Linked DNA regions of Homo sapiens: region 2 is linked to region 1. The links are chromatin loops, found by intact Hi-C in ENCODE. Cell type or tissue: Calu3. All regions are shown on one strand. Links, peaks and the distances in the headings refer to the core of each region. The heading gives the core; the rest is flanking DNA.

Region 1 (16,736 bases), core at 4,612-12,611:
GGAAGGGAGAGCTCCCAGTGCTTTAAAAAAATATATTAAAAAAAAAAAAGATGCACGCAACTTATTTATCTTGCCTGAGTCCTTTTTAAGGCCCAAGAAAGAGAAGTAGCATTTTTCTAAAATTTTTCTTGTTTAATAATTCTATTTAGAACTACCTTACCTCTTCATTATTCTTAAGTATCACCTTTACACATCTACTGTGTTAAAGCAAACAAAAAACAAAAATAGAAGATGAGAGACAACTTAGCAAGTTCAAACATATTAAGTGCTTTAAAAAAAAAAAAGACTTGGTAAAAGTTATCAAATTATGTGTTCTTTGGTAAGTCTGTATCTTAACTATACCCGCCCCTGACCAAAAAAAAAAAAAAAAAATCTCACAATTGAGAACTATATTACAGTACATTTATCGTGAAAGCGCTGTTTATCAACTGCCAATAGAAAAGAAAAAATTCTCAGAGGCTTAATCAGCATAGAGCTTCTGAATCCCAAGCTTGAGCTGCTGAAAGCAATGAACAAAGTTAAGAAGCTATTACTTGTAACTTTAGATTCTGGTAAATCAAACAAACAACTAAGTGTCTTTTCCCTAAATTATTAACATTTTCAGGTATGTTGAGATTATTCAGAGGTTATTTTTCAAAAAATTCTTAAAGCTCTGGCAGAGGGTTGGCAACATCTCTATAAGGTTGTTTTCATTTACGGAGCGGTATTGAAGAAGAAAAATAAGATCACCTTAGTTCTGTATTATAAACAGTCTAGCTGACAAAGAGCTTTCACAAGGGTATTTGTCTTGGTGAAACAAATTGGCATTGTCATAGAGGAAACTAATTTGAGGAAAAATGATGCCAAAGAGGAAACAACAGAGGAATATAAATTAAAAAGCAGCACAAGGAAGAGGTTTAGCAACTGGCAGTAAATAAGTTTATTCATGGTCATTTATTGACATTGTACTTCTAACAACACCATGCTATAAGTAATACTAAAAACATTTATATTTTATAAGCACATTTAATATTTATCCAAAGTCTTAGGAAGCTGTTCACAGAATTTAATAGGCTTTTAAAGTATATTTGGTGTAAGATTCTGGATATAGCAAATATAGTAGAACTTTTCTACTTTTATTCCTATTATGTTTCCCCTTTCTCTTTATAGGTGTTTGGAGGATCATATGGCAGAGTGTTTGAGGTTCCATATTCACATTTGGTTACTAATTTGATAAACTCCTAAGTTATGATGATTGCTCTTATATTCGGCTAAGACAAAAATAGTCTTAGTCAGTGTGCTGGAGCTGTGCATCCTGCTTTGTGAGAGCCAATTGCTAAACTTTCTGGAGGTTTTCTAGCTGGTTGATATCCCATTGGTAGTTTGAACTTGGCCATTATGGGAGCATTGCATACTGGTTGATCATCAAATACTTTGAATCAGGACATCCCCAACCCTGCCCTGAAAGCTGGGTAGTGAACGTTTACCAGCACACCACTGGTAAGAGCTATTTTTTAACTTTTTTATAAAATGCCAAGAAAAATAAAAATCATCTGTAATTTAACTGTGATCAAAAGAACCTTTAAAATATTGTATCTTTAATAACTTAAGAATTTCAGGAACTGGTGCTATTACATTTAAAGAATATGGACCAATCAAATTATAGCAGATTAGTCTTAGCAGGAAATAATTCCATTCATTTTACCGTTGGAAATGATGTCTTTCAAAAATATATATTCACTTTATTCAGACACATTGGTGAGTCTCTCCATGTAGCTGCAATCCCTTTCTGCTGTTCGTCTCCTGTTTTGAGGATTTAGCTTGCTTGGTTTAGTAATATGGCTTCTTAAGAATATGTGTGTCTTATAAGTAATTTTATATTTGAAAAAAACTTACATTATTAACCATTTTGCATTATACCATTGAAGTAAGACGAAAACATCAGATGACAATAGCATATCCATGGCATGCCATGAAGTGCTAACTCTATAAGCATATGTGATGACTGTATTCCATATGCAATTCCAGGATACAGTTCCAAGATCTCCAGTGTCCAAGGCACCCAACAGACACCACAAAATGTTAAACCCCAAGGTGTGCCCTGACCAATCATGCTACCTTTTCAATCCCAACCTAAGCTTTACACTAGAAACTGTATCTACCATTTCCCCTGACTTATAAGTTTAGATATAATTAAAAATACCACATGCCTATCATCTTTCAAACTGTGAGCTCCTTATTTTTCAATAACTAACAGCCTGATTTTTATGGATATTTAATAAAGTGATATAAATTAGTATAGTTATAAATTTCCAGTGGATAACCAAAAGATGTTGACTCTGCACATAAACCTATAAAAATTTTCTCTTAACTAAATTGTTATAGGTAAAACAAAGTCTTTTCACTCATTTTGGCTTCAGTTTCATGTTTGGGCAAGGCACAAAGCTAGTAAAGATATCTTCTCTTATTTTTCCGTTGAAAAATAGGCCCTGGGTCACTGCGTAATAAATAGTTAGGGCCTTTGTGGCAGTGTTCAGTTGAAGCCAGATTATGAGAGTGTCTTCTATGTTTAAACATGGAAAGAGTTCACAGTGAGGTGAGAGATCTTAAACTTGTCTTTTTTCCTAGGTTTGCCTCTTGTTTAGTATCCCTCAGGAAATGAGCTGTTAAGGGATGTGCTGCCACATCAAAATTCTGAAAGGAGATACCTTAAAACCACCAAAGTAAACCTTCCTCTGTGGATAACTTTAGCAGGCTGAGTATAGCACATTTCATCACTGACCAACCAAACAAAAATAACTAAAGCTGCAGTCTCATTCCAGAAGCATTTCTGAACAAACAGTTTTCTCCAGCCTCAGCTGTGTGGTTTCATATTTAATCACTTCAGCATTTTGCTGGTTAAACAACTCTGATATGAAATGTGAATCCCAGAAAGTGTTGTGTCATTCCAAATAGCTAGAAAATCAGTAATTCTTTTCTTTTCTGTCACTTGTTATTGATTCAGAAAGATCATTCCAAATCCCCACTGTTTATTCTTTTCAATACATTGTCTTGCTCTGTGGTTTTTCAGAAACTTTAAACAGCAGTCCTATTATCTATTTGTAAGTGTTGTCTCACTTCAGATAACTGCTTTAAACAAATAATCTAAGCTCAGAATCAAATTTATGGCATCAGAATGAGACTCCAGCCCCCCAAGCACTGGTATCTATACTCCACGTAACACATAAGAACAGCGTTTTCTAGGATAGGCAGTGAAAGGCCTCCATATTGCTGAACTCTTGCCTCTTCTCTGATTCACATCATCACCATTATTTACAATTTTTCTCTAAATTGGCTCTTTAATAAAAATATGAATCAAGCATCATTGTAAGATTGTAGACATTATGACCCTATTATCTTTCTTCAATTTGCTAAAATTCTACTCTATTGACTTTAACTCTGAAAAGTTATAAATGGTGTTGGGGTTTAGAAACCAATATCCCAGGACCAGGCGCCGTGCCTCACGCCTGTCATCCCAGCACTTTGGGAGGTCAAGGCGGATGGATCACCTGAGATCAGGAGTCCGAGATCATCCTGGCCAACATGGGGAAACCCCGTCTCTACTAAAAATACAAAAATTAGCCGGGCGTGGCCGTGTGTGTTTGTAATCCCAGCTACTCGGGAGGCTGAGACAGGAGAACCGCTTGAACCCAGGAGGCAGAGGTTGCAGTGAGCCGAGATCGCGCCACTGCACTCCCGACTGAGACTCTGTCTCAAAAAAAAAAGAAAGAAAAAAGAAACCAACACCCCGAAATATGGCACTCTGACATGCTGAACTGAAGAAGAGGCTCAAGGTCTCTCTGACCTACTCTTCCCCACTCCTCCTATCTCTCAATCTTCTGGGTCTCCCAAAGCACAGGATAAATCTGTTCTCTGAAGTTTCTTATTTGCCTAAAGTCTGGACCTGACAAATAAAAAATAATTACCTCTGGTCCCTTCCTGGAGATTTTATTAACTGAGCTCATCACAGAAAATAAGACTGAAGTCTGTCAACAAACCTGGACGATTTTGTCACAAACCACTGCCCGCTCTGTGGGCCCAGTAGACTTTGTCCCAGTTCATTGTATGCTCTTCAAGTCCATTGAATTCCCCTAAAAATCATTTACTACCCCGCTAAAATCATCTGCACTTCTCCATCACCCTTTCCTCTACAAAGTAGTATCTGTACCTCATTGGGATGTTGGGTAATCACGCTATGATTGTCTCTCATACATGTTAATAGATTTGTATGCCTTTTCTCCAATTAATCTGCCTTTTGTGAGCTGATTTTTCAGTGAACCTTCAGAGAGTGAAGAAGAAGTTTTACTTTGGCCCTTCCAATGGCAAATGGCTTTTTCTTAGAACATACAAGATACTAGAAACATTGCTGCTTTCTGTAAACCAATGATGTTCATGAATTTGAGCATGTGTAATCACTAAAGAATGTATTAAGACAGCCTATAAGCTAGTTGGTGTGATCAGGCTGTATCCACCACTTTTTATCCTCTGTGAGGGAGTGACCAAGTGTCAAGTACCACTGCTGAATTCTCCTGCAATGAACTGGATTTACCCAGAGGCGGACTGAAATGCAAGGGTTCCCTATCCATATACCTTTGATTCTGAATAGTTTGAAGCCCTGTATTTTGTATAACCTCAGAGTATCCAGATATGAAGCAGCCTAGCCCAGATGAAAGCTTAATCAAATGAATCTCTAAGTAGACCAAGCAGAACTAACCCTTTCCATCCCTTTCTCGGGGTCTAAAAACTTAGAGCTCTCTACATCCTTCTCGCTCTCTCTTATGCAAAGGACCACAAGGATGGCTAAATACTAGAAAGAAAAGTTTTACTGGTGATATCAGCTTGCAAACTGGGAAGAGACAGTCTCCAAAGTGAATTGAAGGTGCTCTCTCTTCAAAGAGGGGAAGGAAAGGTTGAGTTTAATGTCTCACAGGGCCTGTATTATATATATCCAGCAGGTTTGGGAGAAAGGCTATACATATTTAAGAGGGAAGCCAAGAGCATGTGCAATGGGTAGACATATATAACAACAACCTCATGTTCACTTTGGGGTGGGGTTTTAGCATTAAAATGAGGGGGAATTTGGCTCTTTGTGTCAGAACATGGATACAAAGACAGCTTGTATGCAGTCTCTATGAACTGGCTGAAACTGGCCTAGCTTATCAGGAAGGAGTGTCTATAAGGCTAGTCCTCTGTTCAACCAGAGTTGCAGTGGTCTGGGTTGTAAATCAAAGTTAGGAGGGTTCTGACAATTTGCTTGATAGATCCTGTTATTAGAGAGTGTAGCAAGAGTGTGGTTTTTCTTATAGCTGTAGGAATTTAGGAAGTAGCCATGCCAGCCAATTCCTGAACCCTCAACCCAAAGGTAATTTTGTTTCCTTAACCTTTGAGTCCATCTTAGTTAATAAAGGGGCATTTATTTTGGTCTCTCAGATCACACTGTTATCCCCAGATCCATTTTTAAACTGCTAGGAAACTCTGGGTAGACTACATATCTATATGGACCATGTAACTATATGATCATTCTCTGGGTGTGTTTGGGTTCTTCACTATGAAAAAAACCATCACAGATCCCACTTCACCACTTGATTCCAGGTTGGTTTCCTTTTAAGTTCCCAGAATATTATGGAAGCAGATGAAGAGGCCCCTCACAGTTGGTCTTACCTTCTGATGCAGGTATGTTAGTGTTAGACGCTCCCATAGACCTGAGTCACACTATGTCCATTAATATAGTATGTGATGCAGAGACTTTCTTCACATTGACAGTGACAGTCTGGGTGTTAGCAGTGGTGAAGACCTACAGGTCTGCAGCAACCTCAATTCTTGCCTCTTCAGAAGAAAGGATTTGACCTAAGGGCAAAAGGCAGAGGGAGAGACCAAGGCATGTTTCAGAACATGAGTGAAAGTTTCCTAAAAAGTTTAGAGCAGGAATAAAAGGAAATAAAGTACACATGGAAGAGGGCCAAGTGGGCCACTTGAGAGATTTGAATGTCTGATTTGACCTTTGACTTAGGGTTTTAGACATTAGCATTCTGCACATGTACTGGCCTGCCAGCACTTGGGAGGGGCCGCATGCACAGTGTGTTTACTGAAGTTGTGCACGTGCTTATTTGAGGTGTTTTTCCCTTACCAGTTGGGTGTTCCTAGAGGGAGGTCATATACCAATTAAACTCCACCATTTTGCCTTTTAATACGCAGGGTTGAGCCGACTCGCCCAGCTCCTGAGATCTTACCAGGAAGCTGCTGGTCATCTGTTTCAGCTGTTTTCTATCTATAGGGAGACTGCCTTTTTCTGGTGCTGGCTGCAACCAATTATTTTAAAGAGACAGTTTAACCACTGCTTGACCATCACCTGATGGTCACTTGACATTTCTGGTTGTGGGGAGCCTCTTGTGCCCTGTTCATGTCTGCCTACCTACCTACTGTCACATGGGTACTGAGAATAGGTCGGGTTTTTTTCCTCCTATTGTTTTTCATATTTTAGCCGTAAGTTAAAATCACGATACTGATGTGTTTGTACTGTTTAGTCAACACTGGTAAGTTCACACTGTCAGCATTTTTTTATCACTATTTACCCCTAACATTTTTTTCAAACATGCCTTTGAACCAAAAGAAGAAGGATAATTTTTCCTATTTTTCCATTTTCCTTCTCCATCTCCCTGTCATTTGGGCTGCTGTTTTGTAGAACACTCTATAAAGAAATGGTCTCTCAGAAGTGATGAAATACAAGAATTTAAAACCTCTTAATTGCTATGTTTGTTTCAAATCTTACAACACTGAATTCTAATTTAGTGCTCAACATTCCATATTAACATTCCAAGCATTCTTTTATCTAGCAATGATGCAAAATATCAAGCTGAAAGTCAATCACAAGAAGACATAACATTATTCCCACATGATTTAGGATTTGTTTTATTTTGTGTTCAGGTACCTGGGAAAACATTAGGAAAAAATATTTGCCATTGAAGGAAATCAAAATATTTCACCCCAAAATATATTTATTTGAAATATTTAAAGATGGCTGTTAAGAAGAGCTAGAAATACACGAATCGATGAAGATGTCTTCTGTCAGGGAGATTTGCATTTGGAGAGAAAATCTGCACTGATGCAACCAGGCTTTCTCCAAGGTCCTCCTTTGTGCAGATCCAGGAAAGATTCACTGACAGTCTGATACTTTTACAGGCCTAAAGGAAATATTTGCCATCTATACTCCCTGAAGGCTGCTACGTGTGAGGTTCTTCTACATAACAAAACCACTTTTCCTAGCCAGGTCTTCTTCTCCTGCCCTCCTAAAACCTGATTTAGCACCATAACCTTTTTTGGGGTCATGCTCTGAGCCCTCATTCTTTCAGTAACCTCAAGATGGTATATGAGCTTCCATGCCCCCTTGAAGGGTTGGAGTAATTACTCTGTGACTCTCCCCTGTGCACACTAATAAATTTCTATGACCTTTCTCTTATTAATCTGCTTTTTGTTAGTTATTTTTCAACAAACTTTTACAAGGTGAAGGGAAAGTTTTCCCTTGGCCCCTATACCATTTTCAGGTAACCTCCATGTCCATCACGCAATGTATAACTAATTAAACAGAATTTTTAGGATTCTTTTTACGATCTAGTGGAATCTTTTAGTGTGCTATAGAATGCATTAAATATGTCAGCTTATCTCTCATTTTTCCCAAGTTTATGATGTTGTGCTTTTAAATAACTGGCTAAAAGTGGAAAAATGATTCACAAACATTGTTTATGTTTGCTTTTGCCTGACTAATGGCAGTTGTATGACATGGCCCTGGCCAATGCGTAGGGAAAGCTGCCAAGTACACACAGACAGGCCAAACATCCCTAAAGATAAGCAAGTTACAATGCATGGTCTGTGGTGACACCAGATACCTGCATGAAGTAATTCTTCAAGATAAAAGAAATTCACTTAAGGGAAGTACAGCTTGTGTTAATAAATTTTCCTCTGGTAATTGATATTTTCTCATGAAATTCCAAAAATATCCTGCTGGATATTCATAACTGTTTGGGCAGATTTTCAGTTAAACGTCCCAGTTAATTTAGATGAGGGCCAAAAGTCACAAGGAGACATAGAGCTGACTTCCTCTGTCCCATACAAAAGCAACTGGGAAACTTTGGTTGATGCCTTGCTTTCAAATGGGTGCAAAACGTTGTTGCATTAACTTGGTAAGAAACTTAAAACTATTATTAAGAAATAATCAAGAGTTTAAAAAAAATAACCAGGCTTTATGGAATAAGCCGAGATGTAGACCTTTGGCTATAATGACAGTAACCCTGGGGTGAATTTAACCCAAAGGTGTTGACACCTTAGTAAAGATAAATGAGATTGTATCAAAGCGTTTTGACAAAATATTCTTTACTAATTTTGTATAGTTTGTTTTAAAGTATGTTAGTTTAGTCTTTAGCACTTTAAACCATATTTTAATGTCTTCTACACATAATTATTTAAATACCCCCAGCATGGACTTACCAGACTCTTTCTAAGATTAGGGTGGTGGATTGAAATTGTTATTGTAATCACTTGGGTTGGGACAAGTTCTACTTTTGGCACTTGAGTCAAAGGAGAGGAATGGCAATGCAACAGAGTGAAATCACCTTTACAAAAATTATGACACTGAAAGAAATCTGACCTAACTGACTTCATTTTGCCTCTAACCTCCAAGCTGCCCTTGTTCATTCCTGGAAATAGACCAAGCTAACTATGGGAGGAATTTAATTTATAGTTCAACTTTAAAACAAAGATGATCACAGCCCCTTCCTGAAACTAAACACCCTCCACTGCCACCTTTGTAAAACTAACCACAAGGAGTCATGTAGCCAGAGGTCACAAGACTTGTATCCACCCCAATTGCCCCTGTAAGATAATATCACTATTGTAAAACCTAAGATTGGTGTTTTGAGGTATTTTTCAGCCCCTGCATTCTGATGGACCAGCTAGTACCACCCAGACTAGTAACCCATGCCAAGAAACTGGCTCAACTGGTCTTGTGACCCCACCTAGGAACTGACTCAGTGCAAAAAGACAGCTTTGACCTCCTATGATTTTATCCCCATCCCAAGCAATCAACATTCCCCATTCCCTAGCCCTCTCTGCCAAACTATCCTAAAAAAATCCCCAGCCTCCAAATTGTGGGGGATGCTGATTTGAGTAACAAACTCCATGTCCTTCCGATTGGCTAGCCATGCAATTATTAAACTCTTTCTCTACTGCAATAGCACTGTCTCAGTGAATTGGTTCTATCTGTGCAGCAGGCGGGAAGAACCTGTCAGGTGATTACAAGAAAATATACTGACTTGGGCATGAACATGTCTGATTGATATTAATGGAAAAATATCTTTTGATTCTATCATTTTTCTCCATCTCACTATCATGGTCTAATTTCCTATCTTCATTATTTCTAACATAGCTGGAGACAGTAGCCTCCTTTTTAGCTCCTGGGCCTCCAATCTCCCTCTCCCCCAATCCACCCTTTACTCTGCATGAGTGTGGTCATTTGACACCTTTCCTTAAAGCTTTGGACATTGTTCAGTTGCTTATAATCCTCAATGTTCAAACTCCTGATTTGATAAACCAATTTCTTTACAATTAATCTTCAGTCTACTTCTTCAGCTTTATCTGTAGCCATCCCATATATACTTCCAAATGTTTTAAACTGTAATGTTTATCTCAGTGGCTAATAACACAAGCTGTGCAATCAGACTGTCTTGTTACCCAATAGGACTACCTTCAGATGCATAAGCTAGAGACAAAGTACTTGGCTTCTCTAAATTTCAGTTTTCCCATCTGCAAAATCGGGATCAAAAGAGTTGTTGTGAATGTTAAATGACACATACTAATACTCAATAGGTTGCTAGTGTTAATCACAGGAAATAAACACTTTATTCATTCTTATTTTCATGCCTTTACCCAAAACTGTTTTCCTAATATGTCCCCACATCTGGCAATTTTTTTCTCTAGGATGAATTCCTGTTTGTCTCTCAAAACCTTGTTCAAATGGCAACTGCCTTTAAAATTTTTCCTTTACCATTTCACTTAGAAAAAAATAGTTGCCACCACCACAATACTCTAACAGCATTTTGTATGTATTAAATTATTATAAACTGTATCTTCAAAAATCTACACATTCGCTTTCTCCTCTGTACTCTAAGGGCTGCATGGGAAACAATAACGTCTTTGCATCCTTATATTCTGTTACAGGTTGAATTGTGTCCACCCAAAAAAAGACATGCTGAAGTCCTAATACCCAGTACCTTAGAATGTGACCTTACTTGGAAATAGGGTTGTTGAAGATGTTATTAGTTAAGATGAGGTCATACTGGAGTAGGGTAGGCCCCTAATTCAATACGACTGATGTACTTTTCAGAAGAGAGCTATGTGAAAACAGAGACACAGAGAAAATGCATATGAAGATGGAGGCAGAGATTAGAGTGATGCTTCTACAAACACAGGGACACCTAGGATTGCTAGCTGTCACCAGAAGCTAGGAAAATGTAAGGAAGGATTCTTCCCTAGAGCTTCCAGAGGGAGCATAGCCCTGCGAACACCTTGATTTCAGACTTCTAGCCTCCAGAACTGTAAGACAATAACTTTATGTTATTTTAAGCCAGCCAGTTTGTTAATGACAGCTCTGAGAAACTAATACATATCCCTACATTCAGGGAAAAAATGCCAATATATTTGTGTTGAAGAAGAAAATGGCTTTAACAATTTAACTTATTCAATATGGACTTACGTGGAAACATAGAAGCGTTGCATGAAATTGCTAAATTAGACCATCAAAAATTCTGGCTCTAAGAGTCGTTGATTCTGTGTGAGTTCATATTTATTTAATGTCATATTTCAACTTCCTGCTCCATCTAAAATTGAGATGATAGATTCTTAGGAATTAGAACGCTCATTATATTCTTCCTTGCTCAGGAATCTACACTAATTGCTTGTAAGATGGAAATTATTGTTATCATCAAAGCAGTGACGTTAAGTTTCTCAACACATGATTCATAAAAATGACACAATTATTCATATCTATATGTTATCTGTAATCTAAGGATATTGTGTCTGAGGCTGTAGATAAATTTTTCCTAAGCATTTTTATTTATAACATATATGTTCTTAGTGTTCTATTAATCTATTACATGTAGTTATGCTGATTCATGCCTTATCGACACATTAATTTACACAGAAATGACAGCATAAAGAAAGATAAAACAAATCTTATATTCTAGGCCAGAATTAAGGTCTATTCCCTATTTCAGTAACTGTAGCTTAGACAGAGGGAAATAATTCTAGAAGAATTTGGAAAGAGAAATGTAATTTTAGTCATTGTGGTTAAAAGGACATTCATTGTATAATTAAAAATTCCAAAGTACACTGGGAAGGCAGAATGCCACACTACTTGGTGCCTAAAATAACACATTATTATAAAGTAGAGCAATTTCATTTTTAGAGCATGAGAAATTCAAGACTATGAAACATTTGCTTTCTGAGATTTGTCTGAGCCTTAACTTCAAGAACATGCAGTGAAGGCGTAAACTTTATTATTAAATAGAGAATTCTGCCCTCCCTGAGCCAAACATCCAGTTTCCTGACACCTACACTTAATTTTGGCCCTAAATAGATGTCTCACCTTTTATTGTTTAGGTCTGCAAGTGCCAGGCCCCACAATGAAGGAAACTAGAATAGTCACAATCCCAGTGTACATGTTCTCCAGACGGTCATCCACTAATCATGGCTATGTTTTATGCCAGGTTCACCACTGATTTTCTGTGGCAGTTTTGGATAAGTTACTGTTCTCTGAAACTCATCACCATTATTATTGGGGGTTAATGGAACCAGGAAGCACGTTGAAGGAAGGACAATGCTTATTTCTTAATAGAAATCACTTACTAATTCTCTAGCCTAGCAACCGGTGAACTACAGCCCATGGGACAAATCCAGCCCAACACCTGCTTCTGCAAATAAACTTTTATAGGAACAGCCACTCCTGTTCTTTTATATGTTGCCTATGGCTGCCTTTCCCCTGAAGATTTGAGTAGTAAAAAAGACCACATAGCCCACAGATCCTAAAATATGTACTTCTTACTTGGCCCCTTAAAGGAAAAGTTTGCTGACCCCTCTCTAAGCCCTTGCTACTGAAAGTGCAGTCCTCAGACCAGCAGTATCTGCATCAGCTGGGAGCTCAGTAGAAATGCAGACACTCAGGCCCCACCCACAGCTTCTGAATCAGAATCTGCCTTTTCACAAGATCCCCATGTAATTCACATGCAAGTAAACATCGAGAAGCATTAGTCTAGGCTGTCAAGGCCAGGAGTCAGCAAACTTTTCCTATACAGGGACAGATAGTAAATATTTTAACCTTTTTGAAAATATGTCTCTGTTGCAGCTATTCAACTTGGCCTTGGAAGCTGGAAAGTTGCCACAGACAATATATAAATAAATGGGTATGGTTCTATCTCAATAAAACTATTTATGGTCACGCAAATTTGAATCTCATGTAATTTTCACATCACAAAATGTTATTAGTTTTTATTTTTTTCAATCATTTAAAAATGTAATGATTTCAATCATTTCTTAGCTGACCTGCCACACAAAAACAGGCAGCAGGCTGGATTTGGCCCATAAGCCATAGTTTGCAGAGATCTAGTCTAGGATACTGCCTCATTACTTACTGTCACATCATTGTTTAGCCAATACTTTGCCTCCCTTTTCACTCTCCCCAAGACTCTAAACACCTAGTTTATATTTTCTTTTCTCTTTTATTTTCTTTCTTTCTTTCTTTCTTTTTTTTAAGAGACATGGCCTCTGTCTGTCACCCAGGCTGAAGAGCCATGGCGTGATCATAGTTCACGGCAGCCTTAAAGTCCTGGGCTAAGCAATACTCCTGACTCAGCCTTCTGAGTAGCTAGGACAACAGGTGCATGCTACCAAACCTGGCTAATTTTTAAGTTTTTATTGTTTGTAGATACAACGTCTTGCTGTGTTCTCCAGGCTGGCTTCGAACTCCTGCAGCTCAAGCGATTTCCTGCCTCGGCCACCTAAAGTGCTGGCATTACAGGCATGAAAGACTGCACCTGGCCTAGTTTATATTTTCTAGTACATGTGACTTTAGATCAGTTACTAATTACTTATCTGATTTATCCTAGAATATGTTGCTGTTCCTCCTGTATAATTTCTAACTTGTAACAAAGGTTCTGTCAAATGATGTGATGGTGTACTACATATTTTTCATTGGCAGAATAAATACAGTACAGAGAGACTACTAGGAGGATAGATATATTATGCATATGTATATAATGTACATATTATGTATATCTTTTTGGGGCTCAGAAACAGATACCCTACAATATGGTGCTTTGACTTGCTTTGACATGATGAATTGAAGAGGAAACCTCAAGGTCTCTCTGACCTATTTCCCCTCACCCCTCCTGGCTCTCGATCCTCTGTGTCTCCCAAAGCACAGGATGAAGTTGTTCTCTGAAGTTCCTTATCTGCTTAAAATTTGGACCTGCCAAAGAAGAAAATAATTATCTCTGTTTCCTTCCTTGAGTTTTCATTAACTAAACTCATGCCACAGAAAAAAAAGACTGAAGTCTGTCAAAAACCTGGACAGGCTTTTGTTACATACGTTTGTTTGTGCTGTGGGCCCAGCAGACTTTGTGCCAGCATTGTATGTTCTTCAAGCCCATTGACTTCCCCTCAAAACCATTTATTATCCCTCTAAATCATCCACAGTTCCCATCTTCCTTTCCCCTGAGAAGTAGGGTATATAAGCACCTGTACCCCATTGGGATATTGTGTAATCACTCTGTGATTCTCCTCGTGTACACGTTAATAAATTTGTATGCTTTTTCTCCAATTAATATGCCTTTTGTGAGCTGACTTTTCAGTGGACCTTCAGAGAGCAAAGGGGAAATTTCCCTTCTTCCCTACAATCTCATATACATGTATGTTGGTCAGCAAACCTATCTGTTTATACACATACCTGGTTCTGAAGGAATGGGAATCTAACCGCAATTAAGAACTCTTTTGGCCCCAAATTCAAACCAACCATATTAACTGTTTCTAAATATGCTGGCAGGGTTCAAGTCTCTTTAATTGATAGGCAAAACTTTTGATATACAGAGCTTATTAATAGATCAGTATTAGAAAAAATGTGTAGCTCATAGAAACCTTTATGTTCAAACTTTATCAAAGCTAACTTTAGAGACACAAAATGAAGACCTGTCACTAACGATGGGTAGATGAAAGCACTTTATTGAATTAACACAGCATTAATAATTTGGGTTAACCAATTTGAGAAACATGAAAGTGCCCAAGATTTTTCAGAAGTGCACTTTATATAAAATATATATACACAATCTTATAGGAAATATATATACATGTTCCTATATATATAATCTTATAGGAAATATATATAATCTTATAGGAATCATATATAATCTTACAGAAAACATATATATATGTTCCTATATATGTTTCTTATATATTGTGTGTATATATGTGTCTTATATATAATCTTATATATAATCTTATGGGAAACATATATATATGTTTCCTATATATTATGTGTGTATATATATAGATATGAAAAAATGTGTGCATGTATATATATACACAATCTTATATTGTATGTGTATATGTGTATATGTACACAATATGTATTTTTAAAATTTTTATTCTAAATGGATTTGCTAGAATAGGTTCTGACTCCTGGTCTAGGTTACTGCCATCTCCCTCTCTCTCTTTCTGTACATATATTTTTTCTTTTTTTTTTTTTACTTGAGTAAAAATGAAAATGAGTTTATTTTATCTTTCTGTCATCATCCAGTTTTCTCTATTCTTTCTAGGATAATTTATTCTTAGGATACAAGCCTGAAGTAAAGGCCTACCTACTTAGTCTGACAAATCTTTTTTTCTTTTTTTCGTGACAGGGTGTCGCTCTGTCACCCAGGCTGGAGTGCAGTGGCAGGTCTTTCACCTTGAAGATTTGAGTAGTAAAAAGGACTACATAGCCCACAGATCCTAAAATACATACTCATTACTTGGCTCTTCAAAGGAAAAGTTTGCTGACCCTACTCTAAACCCATGCTACTTAAAGTGCAGTCCTCAGACCAGCAGCATCTGCATCATCTGGGAGCTCAGTAGAAATGCAGACACTCAGGCCCCACTCACAGCTCCTGAATCAGAGTCTGCCTTTTCACAAGATCCCCAAGTAATTCACATGCACAGTAAACACTGAGAAGCATTGGTTTAGGCCAAAGATCAGCAAACTTTTTTTGTAAATGGCCAGATAGTAAATATTTCACCCTTTGTGGCAATATGTCTCTGTTGCACCTATTCAACTGGGCCTTGGAAACTGGAAAGTGGCCACAGACAATACGTAAATAATTGGGCATGGTTCCATCTCAGTAAAACTATTTATGGTCACTGAAATTTGAATTTCATATAATTTTTACATGTCACAAAATTACTTTTATTTATTTAACCATTTAAAAATGTAATAACCTTTTATAGTTCACAGGCCAAACAAAACATATATATGCATACCTATCTATCTATCTACATATCTCCCTTAGCTCATTCTCTCAGAGATAGTGTATAATATACATATACATGTATATAAAAGAGATTGTAGGAATGAAGGGAACTTTATTAATGTGCATGTACAAAAATGGTTATATATTTAATTTAATTAATTAATTAATTTGTTTTGAGACAGAGTCTTACTTTGTCACCCAGGCTGGAGTGCAGTGGCACAATCACAGCTCACTGCAGCCTCGACCTCACAGGCTTAATTGATCCTCTCACCTCAGCCTCCCAAGTAGGTGGGACTGTAGATGTGCAACACCAGGTCTGGCTAATTTTTTTATTTTTGTAGTGATGGAGTTTTGCCATGTTGCCCAGGCTAATGTTGAACTCCCAGGCTCAACCGATCTTCCTGTCTTGGCCTCCCAAAGTCCTGGGATTACAGGTGTGAGCCATGGCACTCAGCCCTGACAAATCCTTTAACTGTAAATGATTCACTAATGAAGTATTTCCACAAGCTGTGGCAGTTAGAAAGATTTCAGCCACAAGAAACAGAAAATTTTGGCTTAACAAGCTGGATCATGATGGCATTTATTCTTTCACAGAAGAAATGTTCAGATTAAGTGACTCCAGGCTTGCTTATTTCAATGCTTTAAAAACATTATCAAAGACTGAGTGTCTTTTCATTTTTTCATATTTCTTTAGGCTTGTCCTTAAGCTAACTACTTTATATCATAATTAAACAAGGTAATATCCAGACAAAATATTCTCTTTTTCAATCTGTTTTTTGTTTCAATAGGTTTTAGGGGAACAGGTGGTGTTTGGTAAATGGATAAGTTCTTTAGTGGTGATTTCTGAGATTTTTGTGAACCCATCACCTGAGCAGTGTACACTGTACCCAATGTGTAGTCTTTTATCCCTCACCCCCTCCCACCCTTCCCCACGAGTCCCCAAAATCTATTGTATCATTCTTATGTCTTTGTGTCCTCATAGCATAGCTCCCACTTGTAAGTGAGAACACACGATGTTTAGTTTTCCATTCCTGAGTTACTTCACTTAGAATAATGGTCTCCACTCCATGCAGGTTGCTGCAAATGCCATTATTTCATTTCTTTTTATGGCTGAGTAATATTCCATGGTATGTGTGTGTAGCTAGATAGATAGATATCTTTATCCACTCATTG
Region 2 (16,736 bases), core at 3,659-11,658, 140 kb before region 1:
GGGATACATGGGCAGAGTAAATATTGGTAAACAGCGTGTCATGGGGTTTGGTGTACAGATTAGTTAGTCACCCAGGTAATAACTACAGTACCTGATAGGTATTTTTTTTTTTGTCTCCCTCTTCCTACACTTCACCCTCAAGCAGGCCCTGGTGTTTGTTTTTCCCTTCTTTGTGTCCATGTATTCTTGTTTAGCTCCCACATAGTAAGTGATAACATGTGGTATTTAGTTCTCTATTCCTGCATTAGTTTGCTTAGGATAATGATCTCCAGCTTTATCCATGTTACTGCAAATGTCGTGATCTTATTCTTTTTAATGTTTGTGTAGTATTCCATGGTGTATATGTACCATATGTTCTTTAACCAGTCTACCATTGATGGGTATTTGGGTTGATTCCATGTCTTTGCTATTGTGAATAGTGCTGCAATAAACATACATTTGCATATGTCTTTATGGTAAAAATGAATTATATCCCTTTGGGTATATATTCAATAATGGGATTGCTGAGTTGAATGGTAATGCTAAGTTCTTTGAAAAATCACCACACGGCTTTCTACAATGGCTGAACTAATTTACACGCCCACCAGCAGTGCATAAACATTCTCTTTTCTCCACAACCTTGCCAGTATCTGTTATTTTTTGGCTTTTTAATAATTACCACTCTGACTGGTGTGAGATAGTGAGGTAGTCAAAGTCATTGTGATTTTGACTTGCATTTCTCTAATGATTAGTGATGCTGAGCATTTTTCATAGGCTTGTTGGCTGCATGTACATCTCTAGAAAAGTGTCTGTTTATGTCCTGTGCCCACTTTTTAATGGGGTTGTTTGTTTGTTTCTTGTATATTTGTTTAAGTTCCTTACTGATGCTGGATATTAGACCTTTGTCAGATGCATAGTTTGCAAAAATTTTCTCCCATTCTGTAGGTTGTCTATTTACTCTGTTTATAGTTTCATTTATTGTGCAGAAGCTCGTTATTATGATTAGGTCCCATTTGTCAATTTTTGTTTGTGTTGCAGTTGCTTTTGGCATCTTTATCATGAAACCTTTACCAGTTCCTATGTCCAGAATGGTATTGCCTAGGTTTTCTTTTAGGGTTTTTATAGTTTTAGGGTTTACATTTAAGTCTTTAATACATCTTGAGTTGATTTTTGTATATGGTGGAAGGGAGAGGTCCAGTTTCCATCTTCTGCATGTGACTAGCCAGTTATTCCAGCACATTGTAGGTGTGAGGTCTTGTTTCTGGGTTCTCTATTCTGTTCCACTGGTCTATGTGTCTGTTCTCGTACCAGTACTGTATTAGTCTGTTTTCTCACTGCTGACAAATATATACCCGAGAATGGGCAAATTACAAAGGAAAGAGGTTTAATGGAGAACTCACAAGTCCACATGACTGGGGAGGCCTCACAATCATGGCAGAAGGCAAAGAGGAGCAAGTCACATCTTATGTGGATGGTGGCAGGCAAAAAGAGAGCTTGTGCAGGGAAACTCCACTTTATAAAGCCATCAGATCTCATGAGACTTATTCAGTATCATAAGAACAGCACGGGATTCAATTGCCCCCTTGATTCAATTACCTCCCACTGGGTCCCTCCCACAACACATTGGAATTCAAGATGATATTTGGGTGGGAACACAGCCAAACCATATCAAGTACCATGTTGTTTTGGTTACTGTAACCCTGTAGTGTAGTTTGAGGTCAGGTGACATGATGCCTCCAGTTTTGTTCTTTTTGTTTAGGATTGTCTTGGCTATTTGTGCTCTTTTTTTGGTTCCATATGATTATAAAATAGTATTTTCTAGATCTATGAAGAATGTCATCTGTAGTTTGGTAGGACTAACATTGAATCTATAAATTACTTTAGGCAGTATAGCCATTTTAATGATGTTGACTCTTCCTATCCATGAGCATGGAATGTTTTTTATTTGTGTTTTCTGATTTCTTTGAGCAGTGTTTTGTAATTCTCATTGTAGAGATATTTCACCTCTCTGGTTAGATGTATTCCTAGGTATTTTATTCTTTTTGTGGCAGTTGTGAATGGGATTGCATTCTGGATCTGACTGTCAGCTTGGATGTTGTTGGTGTAAAGGAATGCTACTGATTTTTGTACATTGATTTTGTATCTGTAACTTTGCTGAAGTTGTTTATCAGATCAGGGAGCTTTGGGGTAGAGACTATGAGGTTTTCTAGGTGCAGAATCATGTTATCTACAAACAAAGATAGTTTGACTTCCTCTCTTCCTGTTTGGATACCTTTTATTTCTTTCTCTTACATGATTGCTCTGGCCAGAATGACTAGTACTATGTTGAACAGCAGTGGTGAGAGAATAAAATTGTATTTTTTAAAATCCAGTTGTATAATCTAAGTCTCAAAATGTGATTTTCAAATTGTGGTCTGGAGCCCCTGAAGATCCCCAAGACCTTTTGATAGTGGTGGGGGTATGTGAAGTCAAAATTCTTTTTAAATAATAAAGTAAGACATTATTTACCTACTTTCATTCTTTCATGTACACAGTGGAATTTTCCAGAGAATGGGTAATGTATCATAAGAAACTGAATGCAGAAGCAGATATGCAAATCCAGCCAAACCGTAAAGCCAGACATTATAGAGATTTATAAAAATACAAAACAATGTTACGTTTCTTAATACCGTAGACCCAGAAAATATAAGACTGGTCTCAGATTAATTTAGAAAGTTTATTTTGCCAAGATTGAAGATGCACATCTGTGACACAGCCTCAGGAATTCCTGACATCATGTGCCCAAGGTGGTCGGGACACAGTTTGATTCTCAGCTTGAATTTTCCCAGCTTAGTAATTTTGGGGGCAGAAGATATTTTCCTTTCACAATACATTTTTGTTTTGGGAAATAGTTATTTTCACAGAAATTACCATTTACATTAACATATGGTAAGTTTATTACTGTTGTTTAAATAAATTAACAAGTATTTTAAATTCTTTTCTTTTAGTTTTTAATATGGTAAATGTTGATAGATGTGAAGCCCATAAATAAAATCTACTTGAAGTTCTTACTAACCTTAAAAATTTTTTAAGTGTCCAGAATAAAAAATTTGAGAACTACAGCCTTAAAACTTTAAAGCCTTTAAAACTTTAAATTTTTTAAGCTTTAAAATGGACTAATTTTAGAATGTTGAGTCAGTGTATTTATCTCCTTCTTTTTAATAATTTAAGGCCTTATAATGCATTGATTTCAATGACCCCATTTTATCTTGGCACTTGTTTGGTGATTTAACTGAGGTAGAATGGCAGGTGATATATTCTGTCAGTATTTTGAAGGTATATTCCATTGTCGTCTAATTTCTTTGTTGTAGTAAATTAGTTGGGTTGGCTGAAATTCTTGGTAATATAATCTTGATATTTTATTATCTGCTGACTCTACCTCATGGAGTAACTGTTTTCTTATGTGCTGTGATTTCGATTGTGGATTTGTCTTCATTGGGAACTAATAGTTGAACAGCCTGGAATAAGAGAGCCAGTCACTCCAAAGACATTTTATGGAAGCTCCCTTCAAGTGATTTGGAGTTACCACTGGTCTGAGACCACTTCTTTTTTTATTGTGGTAAAATATATGTAACAAAATATTTTTCATTTTAACCACTTGTAGTTATTCAATTCAGTGGTATTAGAGACATTTTCAGTGTTATATAAACATCAACATTACCTGTGCCTCAAATTTGTTATCATCCCCAACATAAACCCTGTACTCATTAAACAATAACTCTAATTCCCCCTTCCTCCTAACACTTGCTAACCTCTATTCTGCTTTCCATTTCTAAATCCATTTCTATAAATTTGACTATTCTAGATATCTCACATGAGTGGAATTATATAATATTTGTCCTTCTGTTGGTTTATTTCACTCAACTTAATATTTTCAAGGTTCATCCATGTTGTAGCATCTATCAAAATTCCATTCCTTTCGTGGCTGAATTTTTTTAAATTTAATTTAATTTGATTTGATTTGAAGTTCCAGGATATATGTGCAGGACACACAGGTTTGTTACTTAGGTAACCATAGTGGTTTGCTGCACCTACCAACCCATCACCTAGGTATTAAGGCCCACATGCATTAGCTATTTATCCTGATGCTCTTCCTTCTCCCACATCCCCAACAGGCTCCAGTGTGTGTTGTTCCCCTCCCTGTGTCCATGTGTTCTCATTGTTCAGCTCCCATTTATAAGTGAAAACATGCAGTGTTTGGTTTTCTGTTCGTGTGCTAGTTTCCTGAGGATAATGGCTTTATTCCATTGTATGTATATATCATATTTTGTTTATCCATGCATCTCTTGATGGACACAGGTTGTTTCCACCTTTTGGCTGTTGTAAATGCAAATTGTAGTATACAAATATCTGTTTGAGTCCTTGCTTTCAATTCTTTTGGATATACCCTTAGCAGTGCAATTGCTGGGTCATACGGAAGATTTTGAGGACCTGCCACGCTGTTTTCCACAGGAGCTGCACCATTTCACATGCATTTCACATTCCCACCAGAATGCAGGCTTCCAATTTGTCCACATTCTCACCAACAATTGTTATTTTCTATTTTACTGATTATAGTCACCTTAGTAGGTGTGAAGTGGGGACCACTTTCTATGTTAATTTCTTGGCTTGGGGTTTCTTAGACCTCACAGGTAGTTAGTACTCAAAATCCAAACTTGTGTGAGGGCTGACTAATGCAAGTAATTCTCAGAGCATGTGACTATTTCTATATAGAGCCTATGCATATTCCAACAAGCTTCCTCCCATCATCTCATTGGTCCAGTGTGCAGATTTTTCTCAGCACCATTTCACTGAGGTGTAGACTTCCAAGAGTCCGAAATGAAGTGTTAGGATTCAATCTCTCCAACATAAACAGACCTTGTGTCAGCATAACCATTAAAACACAAACTTCCCCCTACTTCTCTCTTAGCCCTGTTTTTCCAGGGCTCCAGCAAGATTGGGTGACAGATTTCCTGCTAGGGTTTCACCTGCCCAGTCTCCACCCCACAAAACTGTTCCACATGCCCATTCACCTGAGACCCATGAGAATTTCCTTTACTTTGTTGCAATTTCAGGTACACTCTCAAAATATGTTCATTGTATTTTCCTTTTGTGTGTGTGTTTTACTTTGTGTAGGAGTATTTTCAGGTTACCTAATTCATCCATTCTCAAATTACCCTCCAAAAAATTATGTTCAATCTTCAGGCTTAATTTTAAAAAAACAATCATAATATGTGATTGGCAAATATAAATCTAGTTAAGACTATTCATCTTTTAAAGATATGTTCAATTCTTTAATAATAATAATTGACAGATCCTTATAGAAGTAGGTTAGAAATTACATCATGATAAAAGCTTGTATTATTGACATATTGCAATATTTCTCTGAATGAGTTCTGTGAAACAGTTTCCAAAATAGACTAACATCTTAAATATGAAAATAGTTGTTCCAGGATCATTAGTAAAATATTTTGTTAAGCTTGATTAAACAGATTTCTTCACTGCAAGATTTACATGTAATATATGTAATGCATATATAAATGCTGTATCTCGAAGAAAGCATTTCTCAAATTTATCTTCTTGGAGCATCATGTGGTACTAAATATTCAAAGACACACAACTTCTGGAAACCTTGACACTCATATTTAAAGATGAAATTTCTAATTTTTCCATCAAGTTATATAAATCAGGTCATCATTTCTGGATCATGACATATAAATGATTCAGAAGTTTATGAATTAATGATAGACTTTGGTTCTTGGTAGCTACAATATTATGATATCGTAAAGAAAGCTAAACTTTTATTTCTTTTTCGTTTTATTCTTACATAATCTCTGATACTTTTGTATATCAATAATTTTAATAAAATATAAAATTGGAATACTTATCTACTTTGTTACATAAGATTATGGGAGTATGGAAAATGAATTAGAGATTTCAATACAGAAAGGAAAACACATATTTAAGAAATTAGTTTTCCATAGCAACAGAGTCCTATTTGCTCCATAATGATTAAACCAAAATAACTTATCTGAAAGCTCTGGACACTTCAAATTAATGGAAAAATTGAAGACAACATTAAAGTCTCATTACCCTAGATGGTGATTTATGGATTAGGTTTAATAGCCTAAATATTCTCCCATCTGCTTAGAAATATATCTACAGAGGTTTAAAATTAATTTTAATAATTCTAGTTTTGAATGCAGTTTTTCATATATCAAACTTATTAAAAGAGTTTGCAACACTTCCATGGGAAAATCTCTAAAATTTAACATAATTGAAATGAGCTCAGAAATACAGAAACAAAAGGACCCTTAAAATATATGTAAGTATCAAAGGAATGGAAATGACTTCATAAAAAGTCAGATAGTTTATTGTTTATTAAGGGACGGATTTTTCCAGTTTGTTGAGTATTACATTGCTTAGATTCTTCTCCTGACTTTTCCAACAAATTAGTCATGTCTCTGTTAATTAATAACTGTATCAAAAGGTAGTCAAAACTAAAATCTTTAAAAAAATCACAACATATTTTTGTAGAAAAAGTCCTCAGAGGGCATCTATTGAAACCACCTATTTACAAATGAGGAGACTGATGGCAGGTGAGGTAAAAGATTTACCCATGGTAATAGCCACTGAGTGATCTCACCCCCTCTTTGAGAGTTTCAATCCCACAACCCAGAACGATTGTTTATTGAGATCCTTTATCACATGGCTGAAAATTTTCAGTGATAGATATATAGATAGGCCACTAATTCTCCCCTGAAATATTTCATTTGTATATGTGTGTATATACCACTCACCCTCCAAAAGTATAAATCTAAAACTACATAAATATCAGGCATTGTGCTGCATGACCTACTAGTTATTCCCTATAAAATAAATTATGTTTTCTTTCTTTTTCTCCATTTCTATCCATTTCTATTTTTCCTTCAATCTCTTAGTTTCTGCATCATTTAAATTTTAGTAAATTCCATTCTCATAAATCGCTAAAACTCAAAATAAAAATGACTTTGTGAAAAATCTCATTTTATGGTAATTCCAAGCAGGCAATAGTAAAGAATCATAGCATTGGTCTAAAGGAGTTCCATAGCTGCAAAACATATGACTACAATTGGCCACAGTCCTTTAAAAAGTCAGTCAGCCCTCATACTAATAATATAGCTGTGCTTCAGGTTTTTGTTTCTGTTTTTGTTTTGTTTTAAACCTTGAATTGGTATTAAGTATACCTCCCTCTTAGGGCTATCAGGAGAATTGAATGAGATAATGGACCCAGAGTGCCTAGCTCACAGTCAAGAGCATAGTAGGTGGTCAAAATAAGTATTGCTTTACTTCCTTCTCTGCTTTGTAATTGCATCACTATTTCAGTTCCATGAAGAAAAGAAAAGTATATTAGGTTGAAATGTAATAAAAAATATAAAAATATATGGAAGACTTTATAACTCATTTCAAGTTATTTTCTCCAAACTACTCAGGAATTCAAAATGGATTGATGAAACATAAGCAGAAAAAAAAAAGAAAGAAATATCCCACCTTACTTGTGCTTACTTGGAAGAACTAAGACAGGTCAAGCTAAGGGTCCAGGGTTTGTCATGAAGTGCTCAGTCTGTCTTTTTTTACTACTGGGAAGTAATCTAGGGGAAAATTAAACATTCAGAGACCACTCAGAGGCAGGCATTTTTCCATAGTCCTGTTTTTATTCAGGTATTCAACATACGTAATTAAGCAGCTGTTGTGTAGTAGCCACTGGGATAGTTGATGGTTATCAAAGTTAATAAGAAACTAGTCATATCCCTGTTAAAATAAGTAAGTGTTCTCAGAAAGCTGACAAGTCTATTACAGCAATTAAGCTCCATGTGGTAAGTGAAATATGAGAGAAATGAATAAGGTTGGATCATAGCACAGGGAGACCTCAGCCTGCTTGGAGGTAGAAGGAGAAATTAGGCCTTAGCTTAGTCTTTCAGAAGAGGAATTGGCCAGTTCAAGAATTAGTGGAAAGGAGGATATTCCATCCAGGGGCCTTTGGAGGCAAGGGATCAAGTATTGTGAAATAGATAGAAAAGTATCACTAGGGCAAAACTAGCCGACTTATGGGAACTTCCTGCTGTTATTGTGAAGGCTTGCTGGTCTTGTTTACTTTCAATGACTTCTTTCAAATAAAAATGACAGGTGTTCAGAGAAGAAGCTTGCCACATGTAAATTAAAAAAAAAGATTAGATACAAATTCCCATACAGATTATTGAATAAACAAACAAAGTGACGTGACTGATAAAATGGTCAAAACAGGCTTCATAAGACTAGAAAGAGAAAAGAATGAAGATGGATGAAGCATCTGAAATAAGAAAGATGTTGAGGTATTAGAGCAACAGGGAGAAAGCCGGAGTAGCCACAGAGGGAGGAAAAAGGTGAGAGTAGATGAGAATGCGATTGAGATATGTTTTGTATAGAATTAAATTTTCTCAAAGCCAAGAAGACAACAGAGAAAATACATATGTAATTGTGAAGTTAGTTGAGTTTTTAATTTTAAGATGATCTCCTTTCATGTTTTAGATATTACTAGAAAAAAAATTATAATCTAATTGCATATTAAATTAGCTCAGGAGTTTGTGACCAGCCTGGCCAACATGACAAAACCCTGTCTCTATTAAAAAGAAATACAAAAATTAGCCAGGCCTGGTGGCTTGCACCTGCAGTCCCAGCTACTCGTGAGGCTGAGGCAGGAGAATCGCTTGAACCTGGGAGGTGGAGGTTGCAGTGAGCCAAGATTGTGCCACTGCACTCCAGCCTGGGTGACAGAGTGAGACTGTCTACAAAAAAAAAAAAAAAAGTTAGCTCAGTATATATTTTCTTCTCCTAACAACTTAATCATAAGCTTACTTAGGTAGCAGTTTTTTCATAGAATATTTAAAATGTGATTCAATTTGAGAAAAATTGATCTACACATGTATTTTCAGGGCCACACACCTACAAGAAATGTACTCATAGTTTATAATACAACAATAATTTTTAGTATTATGTCTTCACATTCCTTTTAACTGATAAAAATCAGAAGGGACTCTGAAATACACAGTCACACTACAAAACTGGTTAGTCCTCTGAGGAATACACAATTCTAAATAAGATTTGTTCCCTGTCATATAGAACAATACCAGTAAAAACTTAATGGTTGTCATTAAAAAAACTTAACTTTATTTCAAGAATAAGCAGGTTGACCTAAATAGAAGTATAAAAATATCTATTTCTGTCTAACCTTTTACCTTTTAAAAAGTAACTTGAGGTGCTTATCATTTGAGAGATTAAATTAATAGTGGTAAAATATTTCAGCTATTTCAAAGTGGTCAGATCCAAACTAACCATTTTTTGAAAAACATGAATTACATATTACATGGTTGTCTATTTGACTTTTCCTTTTGAATATACTTTAGTTCAAGGTAGATAATCCTTTAAATTTTATGGAAAAACATTAAATGGCATGCATAAATTAAGTGCTTAATAATTCTTTCATGATTGTTAAGATTTATTGTTCTAATTCAATTTCTAATCTCAAAATGACTCATGGAAATTAAATAGTAACTGAATTCCAGCACTGGAAGAGTTTATAATTCAGTCCAAGTTTCTCATTTTATACATGAGGTACATGAAGCACAGATAAATTTAATGACTTGACTAAATTTTATAAACTAATACATAATACCTAGACTTCTCCGACCTGCAAATTTTCTCTTCATACTCACATAAGAAAATTTAGACAGAGATCATTTTTTCTGCCTCCAAATGTGTACTGCCCGGTGGTTAAGTTATCTCATTTGAATAGATGGAAAAAGAAAAATACTTCCTATTCAGTGTTAAAAAATAAAACAGTGTATATTCTACTTTAAACAGTTACAAAAAAAGGCAGAAAATATATAAAACGTATGTTAAAAAATAAAGATCTATGAAGTGTGTATTTAATAGTTTCAACAGAGTCAATGCTATTTTCTGGCAATAGGTGATTGCAAGTTTTTCAAGAACTTGACTATTATTAACAAACTTCAAAAATAATCTACCTTCATAATCATTTCTTTTTCTTTTTCTTTTTTTTTTTTTTTCTTTTTTTTTGAGACAGAGTCTCCCTCTGTCGGCGCGATCTCGGCTCACTGCAAGCTCCACCTCCCGGGTTCACACCATTCTCCTGCCTCAGCCTCCCTAGTAGCTGGGACTACAGGCGCCCGGCTAATTTTTTGTATTTTTAGTAGAGACTGGGTTTCACCATGTTAGCCAGGATGGTCTCGATCTCCTGGCCTCGTGATCCGCCTGCCTCGGCCTCCCAAAGTGCTGGGATTACAGGCCTGAGCCACTGCACCCGGCCCTTCATAGTCATTTTCTATCTGCAATCAAGGAATTTACAGTTTACCTAACTCACATATTTTCTATCTATTGTTATTGCTGTTGTGTTAACGGTGACATCATCAGTTTGAGGAAATCCAGCCAAACAATTGAGTCTCTGTCTTGACCTATCTAATATTCAGCAGAAAAAGTTAAATAGACAACCAGATACATTAAATCAAACTCTTGAAATACATGACCAATTTCTAAAATAAAAAGAATTTTACATTTGCAAAGCAGAGAAAGGTTTTAGTTTAGAGGACTTTATCAGAAGTCAGGGCTGAGGACTGATAGGGAGGGCCTCCAGAGACCATCTCACTAATTAATCATTCTGGTATCCAGAGGTTTATTGTCGCCATTGGCACCTATTCATAGGCAGAAAATAACCCTAAAGGTAGATTCATTTTCAAGTTTTGTAACGCTAAATAATAAACCTAGTCATTACCCAACATATCACCTATCTTTACTAAGGAACTACTTAACAGATTTGAGATGATGGGTGAATAATATATAAAATATTTAGAAATTATGGCAAGTTATTGAATCATGAGTTTATGAATATATGAAAGGAAAGTATTTTAATATTAAAAGATTGTCTAAAATTATAGATTCTACAATTTCTTGGGCACTTGATCTTTTTAATCAAATTCAATGAATCAAAACTTAATAGAGCCACTTCAAATGGAAAATTATTGCCCTAAAGAGACTGGGGTTTAAATGTTCTTAGGGTTAAAGGTATATTTAGAAATAAATTGATGTTTCATGAAGCCAAAGTAGATTACAAATTCAGAGAAAATCTCTCTTTGTCAAAATACTTTGTAATTTAGAAATGAAAATAAGCATGTGGAAAATTTTTATAACCAAAAAGTTACAATACAGTTTCTCTCTATTTTCTGAAGCACTAGATTAGCTCCCCCAGTTTTTTTAGCAGTCACATTATTCTCCCATACATGTCTATTTTTGGTGTCTTCTATGTAGAAAATATGTTAACTTGCTTTTCAGAGATAACATCCTGAGACAGTTAAAGAAGCAGATAATTTCATAATCAAAATCTTTACTCTCTGATATAGCTGAAACAACATTGCTTTGAGTTGTATTCTGGCCCCAAATAATATTTCTAGGAGAAAAACACAAGAGTCTTGGGGTCATCAAAGACAGAAGAGCTTACATGTAAAACTCCTACAGTTTTGCTACTTAAAGATAACCTAAACCCTATCCAACCATGTTTTTATGAAGGAGGTCCTTAACCTGAAGGTTTAAATAACCGAATGAATAATCATCTAAGTGTTAGATTCTTAAAAGGTATTTTATTGATGAATTATATATATAATACCTTTTACTATTTATAGTTTATATTCAATACCTCTTTTAAAAAGAAATGCATGAGCCGGGTGCAGTGGCTCACGCCTGTAATCCCAGTACTTTGGGAGGCCGAGGCGGGCGGATCACGAGGTCAGGAGATTGAGACCATCCTGGCTAACACGGTGAAACCCCGTCTCTACTAAAAATACAAAAAATTAGCTGGGCATGGTGGCGGGCGCCTGTAGTCCCAGCTACTCGGGAGGCTGAGGCAGGAGAATGGCCATGAACCCGGGAGGTGGAGCTGTCAGTGAGCCAAGATTGCACCACTACACTCCAGCCTGGGCGACAGAGCGAGACTCCATCTCAAAAAAAAAAAAAAAAAAGAAAAGAAAAAGAAATGCATGTTATGCTTTCAATCTCAAATAGAGAAGACCAAATCAATCTTTTAGCTCTTGCTCTTACTCTTGCCTTCTTCATGTTCCTTCTACCTAGGACTGGGCTGGAGCCCATCTGTATGATAGTCTGAAGCTCACTCAAAATCATCATAACCTTTGGCACTGAGACCAACTGATGGGCACCTGACCTAGTCTGGGGAGTCAAAGGAGGCTTCCCTTAGGAAAGGACATTTGAACAGAGATCTGAGTAGTAAGTCCTAGATTAAAAAAGTAGGATGAAACTAGATTAGGAAGACTGTTGCGGGTAGAAAGAACAGCCTAAGGATACAAAAATAAGGAAAAGAGTAGCACAGAATGAACCTGATCACAGGTGCCAAAGGCCACTGTGATGGGCTTTGTAGACCCTGTTAGTCAAAATTGGGCACGGGGTGGGGAGGGAGAAGGATGATGAGAGGACTGCTAAATTTCTTACCTTCTAAGAAAAGTAGACAAAAATATTTTTAACTTTGATTTTTGGATAACTATTATCTATTTGAGAAGATTTTTGAAAAAAATTAAAAGAAACCATTCACACATTCTGAAATGTTAGCGAATTTATATGAGTGATAAGGAAATCAGTAAATGTGGCAGTAAGAAGAGAAATGTGTAATACGGCCAGGTAGCATAACCATTAAAAGAGCAGGAGTATTGCCTGGAAATGGCAATAGTGAACATGAATAATGATCCCACTCTAGGCCCCTACGCATTGGAGACACAATAAACAACTTCAGCAAGAGGGCTGCTGGGAAAGCACTGTCTTCAGACAAGGCAAAGGTAAGGTGAGACGGTAGAGACAACATTTGAAGAAGTGGTTGAAAAAGTAGGCGATGCTTATGGCCATAGAAAATGAGTTCTCCAAATAGGGATTTTGAAGGAAAAGATGAACTAGATGAACAAATGAGAGTTAAAGAAATATAGAGAAAATATGATAGTGTCATGTGTTTCCATGGAGACGGTTTCATAGGGATGAGGAGGGCAGTGATTAAAGTTGGGCTTTTCTAATGAGAATAACTATAGGAAGTGTGGTAGAATTAGCCTACTCATGATCTCTCTAACCTCACTTCACCACAATTTTTCCACCCACATGAACTTAGCTTCTATCTCCACACTCCAATGAAACTACTCTCTAAATTCACTGGTGACTTCCATGCTGCTCAGCCCAGTGGACAGACTTCACATAATCTAACTGTCAGCAGCCTTAAGCATATTTGACCATGCTCACTTTCCTTGCTGTGTCCCTACACTCATGCATTCCCCACTGTTCCGTGGCTGCTATTTCTTAGTCTCCTTTACTGACTTCTCCTCTTACCCTACTATGAGACTTCTTTCTCTTTTTTTCACCCTCTTTCTGGATAATATCAACTAATTTCATGAGTTTAAATACCATTATAATGATCCCCAAATTTATATTTCCAGCCCAGACTTTTCCTCTGAGTTTGAGTTACATTAATCCAACAGCTTACCTGACATCTGTATTTGGATGTCTAAAATCCATTTCAATATTAAATGATTCTCCAATTCTTTCCACTTCCATCCTGCCTCTACCATTACAACACTGTTAGTAGAACAAATAATTAAAATGAAAAACTAGTAAGTATGAAAGGCACACTCTCTGTCTCTTCTTGATTTTAATGAGAGACATTTGCTTTATTATAGTTATTAATGACTTTATTTTAGTTATTATTGTTTATGAGTCAAATAAAGATTAACATATCACAATAGTACTGCTTGGTGACTTAGTAAACTAGAGCCACATTGGGCTTGCATCATTTGGTTTGATTCTTGCTCCATTATGATTGCTATGTTTTATTTCATTATCATTATTCATCGTTTTTTTTTTTTTTTTGAAAGAAATCTTTCCTTTGTATAATTTCTTTCACATTTTTTCTGGATAATTATCCTTTATAGCAGCAATTTGGAGAGATGGTTAAGCTTGTGGACTCCAGAGCCACACTATCTGGATACTCAGCCCAGTTTCACATCTTTTCAGCCAAATGACTCGCCTCAGTTTCTTCATCTATGAAATGGAGGTGATGTTGATATTATGTACCTTGTGAAGATGATTTATTACATACAAAGCTCATAAAATGGTTTCTGACACAGTAAGTTGTCATAACTTATGTTACCTGTTACTCTTACTCAACCATACCGTTGTTTCTGATATGCCAGAGAAGGAAGAAGCCTGTGCTATCACCCACTTCAGTTATTTTCAACTAAATATTATTTTCATTATCAACATTATTTTTACCTCACTCTTATATCTACGGTTTCTGGGGGGAAATTTAATAAACTGATCTTTTAAAAAAGGCAGACTATGCTGAGAAACAGCAAACCCATTAAATCAATGAGTTTTATAAATCAAACCAATTATGTTTCAAAATAGTAAGACAATCAGGTAACTTGTTATACATTTTCAGACCTCACTTTCAGTAAAATAATTCTTTAGGAAGTTATTTATTCAAACAGCACAGATTGGGTCTAATAAAGAAAAAAACCAGAAAGTTACAAAATTGGATTGCATCATACTCTTCAGTTACAATAGCCTTCTAATTTGAAAAAAAAGAAGTTTTAAATATTATCTCTGAAAAAATTAAATAATTCCAATTTTTTCAACATGAATTGATGAATCTCAAGTCTAATTTCTAAAAATTAAAAAAAGCTATTTAAGTAATATAAAGTCAATCTCTGCACTTTATTTATTTTAGTTTCATTTTTAAAGCCAAAAATTCTCAGGTTTTAACATAGTATTCTTGTTACAATTGGTCATCATGCAAGTTTTAAACATTCATATTAAACTCAATTGAAAACAAAAATTACAGGGCAGCCTTGAAAACATAAACTTATCTTTTACCAAGTAAGATCCAAGGAAAATATTAAGCAATGCTAGGCTCAGGTACCATTTTAAAATAGTTTTGGCACAACAATTGGAAAAATTGAGAGCTCAGAACTGTGTCACACATAATGCCAGTAAGCTTTTATTTTGCCTAAGTGCATAGATGATAATCAGGTGGATTGTTTTAATAAGAATTCCATAAAAGAAAACCATAGTAGTTCTTCTAAGGTTTTATATAATTTTGCTGGCTTTAAAAATGGTATGGAAGTGGTTCTCTGGATTATCTATCAATTATTAAACTATGAAATACAAGTAATTTGAGTATGATGCCCTTCAACCTTGATAGCTTTTCCTTTTTAAGATGCATGCACAATAAAGTTAGTGCTTTCATCAGACATATAAGGAGTACCCGAAGCAAGTACAGTCTTATTGTAGGTTTTACTGCATTTACAATTGTGATAAAGATATAATTTTTTCTTATGAGGGCAATAATCAATTAGAAGAGAAGATTTGAAAATGTTTAAAAGGAATATGGGCAGGGCACAGTGGCAAGCACCTGTATTCTTAGCTACTTGGAAGATGAGGTGGGAAGATCGTTAGGGCCCAGGAGTTCGAGGCTTCAGTGAGCCATGATTGCCACACTGCACTCCAGCTTGGGTGACAGAGTGAGACCTTGTCTCAAAAATAAAATAAAATAAAATAAAGGAATAGGTGCTGTGTGGATACCACCAGTATTGTGGCTAAATTTCATTAGATGATTAGTAGTTACCATTAAATATAATAATTGTGGCAAAGATAATTTGCTTGTTGTCATGAAAATATTCTGCATTCATCAAAATAATTAATTATTAAAATATATAAAAAGACACACGAAGTTCATTAGATATATTTTAATTTTACATACTTGAAATGTCATAGTAATTATTCTCCTCACAGTAAAATGATGGGACAAGTCTTCACCTATCACCTTATGAAGTAAAGGAAAAAAAAAAACTTCTGAGTTTAAAGAGTAGCTTTAGCAGACACCTTCAATTTCAGTGTCTCAAAAGCTTCACTATAACTGCATGTTATAACGACAGAAATTCACAAGAAGAGAGGTGACAACAGTAACAAATTTTTGGAACCTAAAAAATACATACAACAAGAATGGTTCTTCCAAAATCTGCAGTAAATAAATATATACCATGGAGTACTACTCAACAATTAAAAAGAACAAACTACTGATACATGCAACAAACAGATGAAATTGATAAATATGCTAATAACAAAGCCATTTTAAAGATCTGCATATTGTATAATTATATGTATACAAATTTTTATAGTAGACAAACTATGGAGTCAGAAAACAGATCAGTAGTTGTCTGATGCTGGGGGTAAAAGAAAAGATTGACTGCAAATGTGCAGAGCTAACTTTTAAGATAAAAGAAGTATGATTCCAACTATGTAACATCCTGGAAAAGGTAAAGCTGTAGAGACAGTAAAAACATCATTGGTTACCAGGGGTTCTAAGGATTGGAGATAGTTTGGTAATTTTTCTATTTATAAACAAAAAGAGGAGCCGGGCGCGATGGCTTACGCCTGTAATCTCAGCACTTTGGGAGGCTGAGGTGGGTGGATAACCTGAGGTGAGGAGTTCAAGACCAGCCTGACCAACATGGTGAAACCTAGTCTCAATTAAAAATACAAAAATTAGCCAGGAGTGGTGGCACGCGTCTGTAATCCCAGCTACTCAGGAGGCTGAGGCAGGAGAATCACTTGAACCTGGGAGGCAGAGGTTGCAGTGAGCTGAGATCGTGCCACTTCACTCC

Evidence for each region. A loop is a pair of places that touch in the nucleus more often than their neighbours do. Peaks named below come from ENCODE experiments on the same cell type or tissue, not always from the same donor. Only the 100,000 strongest peaks of a DNase experiment are listed, where the experiment ranks them.
Region 2: it touches region 1 in a loop (4-fold over the local background); 3 of 110 quality-filtered maps call a loop at or near these places.

Annotation. Positions count from the first base shown.
Region 1 is chr4:119,721,378-119,738,113 of GRCh38, reverse strand. No RefSeq gene overlaps it. Among named protein-coding and RNA genes, the nearest start is that of LINC01365, 75 kb to the left of the region's middle. In Calu3, for the core only: no CTCF peak of the experiment used is centred there; DNase peaks (open chromatin) are centred at 7,833 and 8,993.
Region 2 is chr4:119,863,863-119,880,598 of GRCh38, reverse strand. No RefSeq gene overlaps it. Among named protein-coding and RNA genes, the nearest start is that of LINC02502, 67 kb to the left of the region's middle. In Calu3, for the core only: no CTCF peak of the experiment used is centred there; no DNase peak of the experiment used is centred there.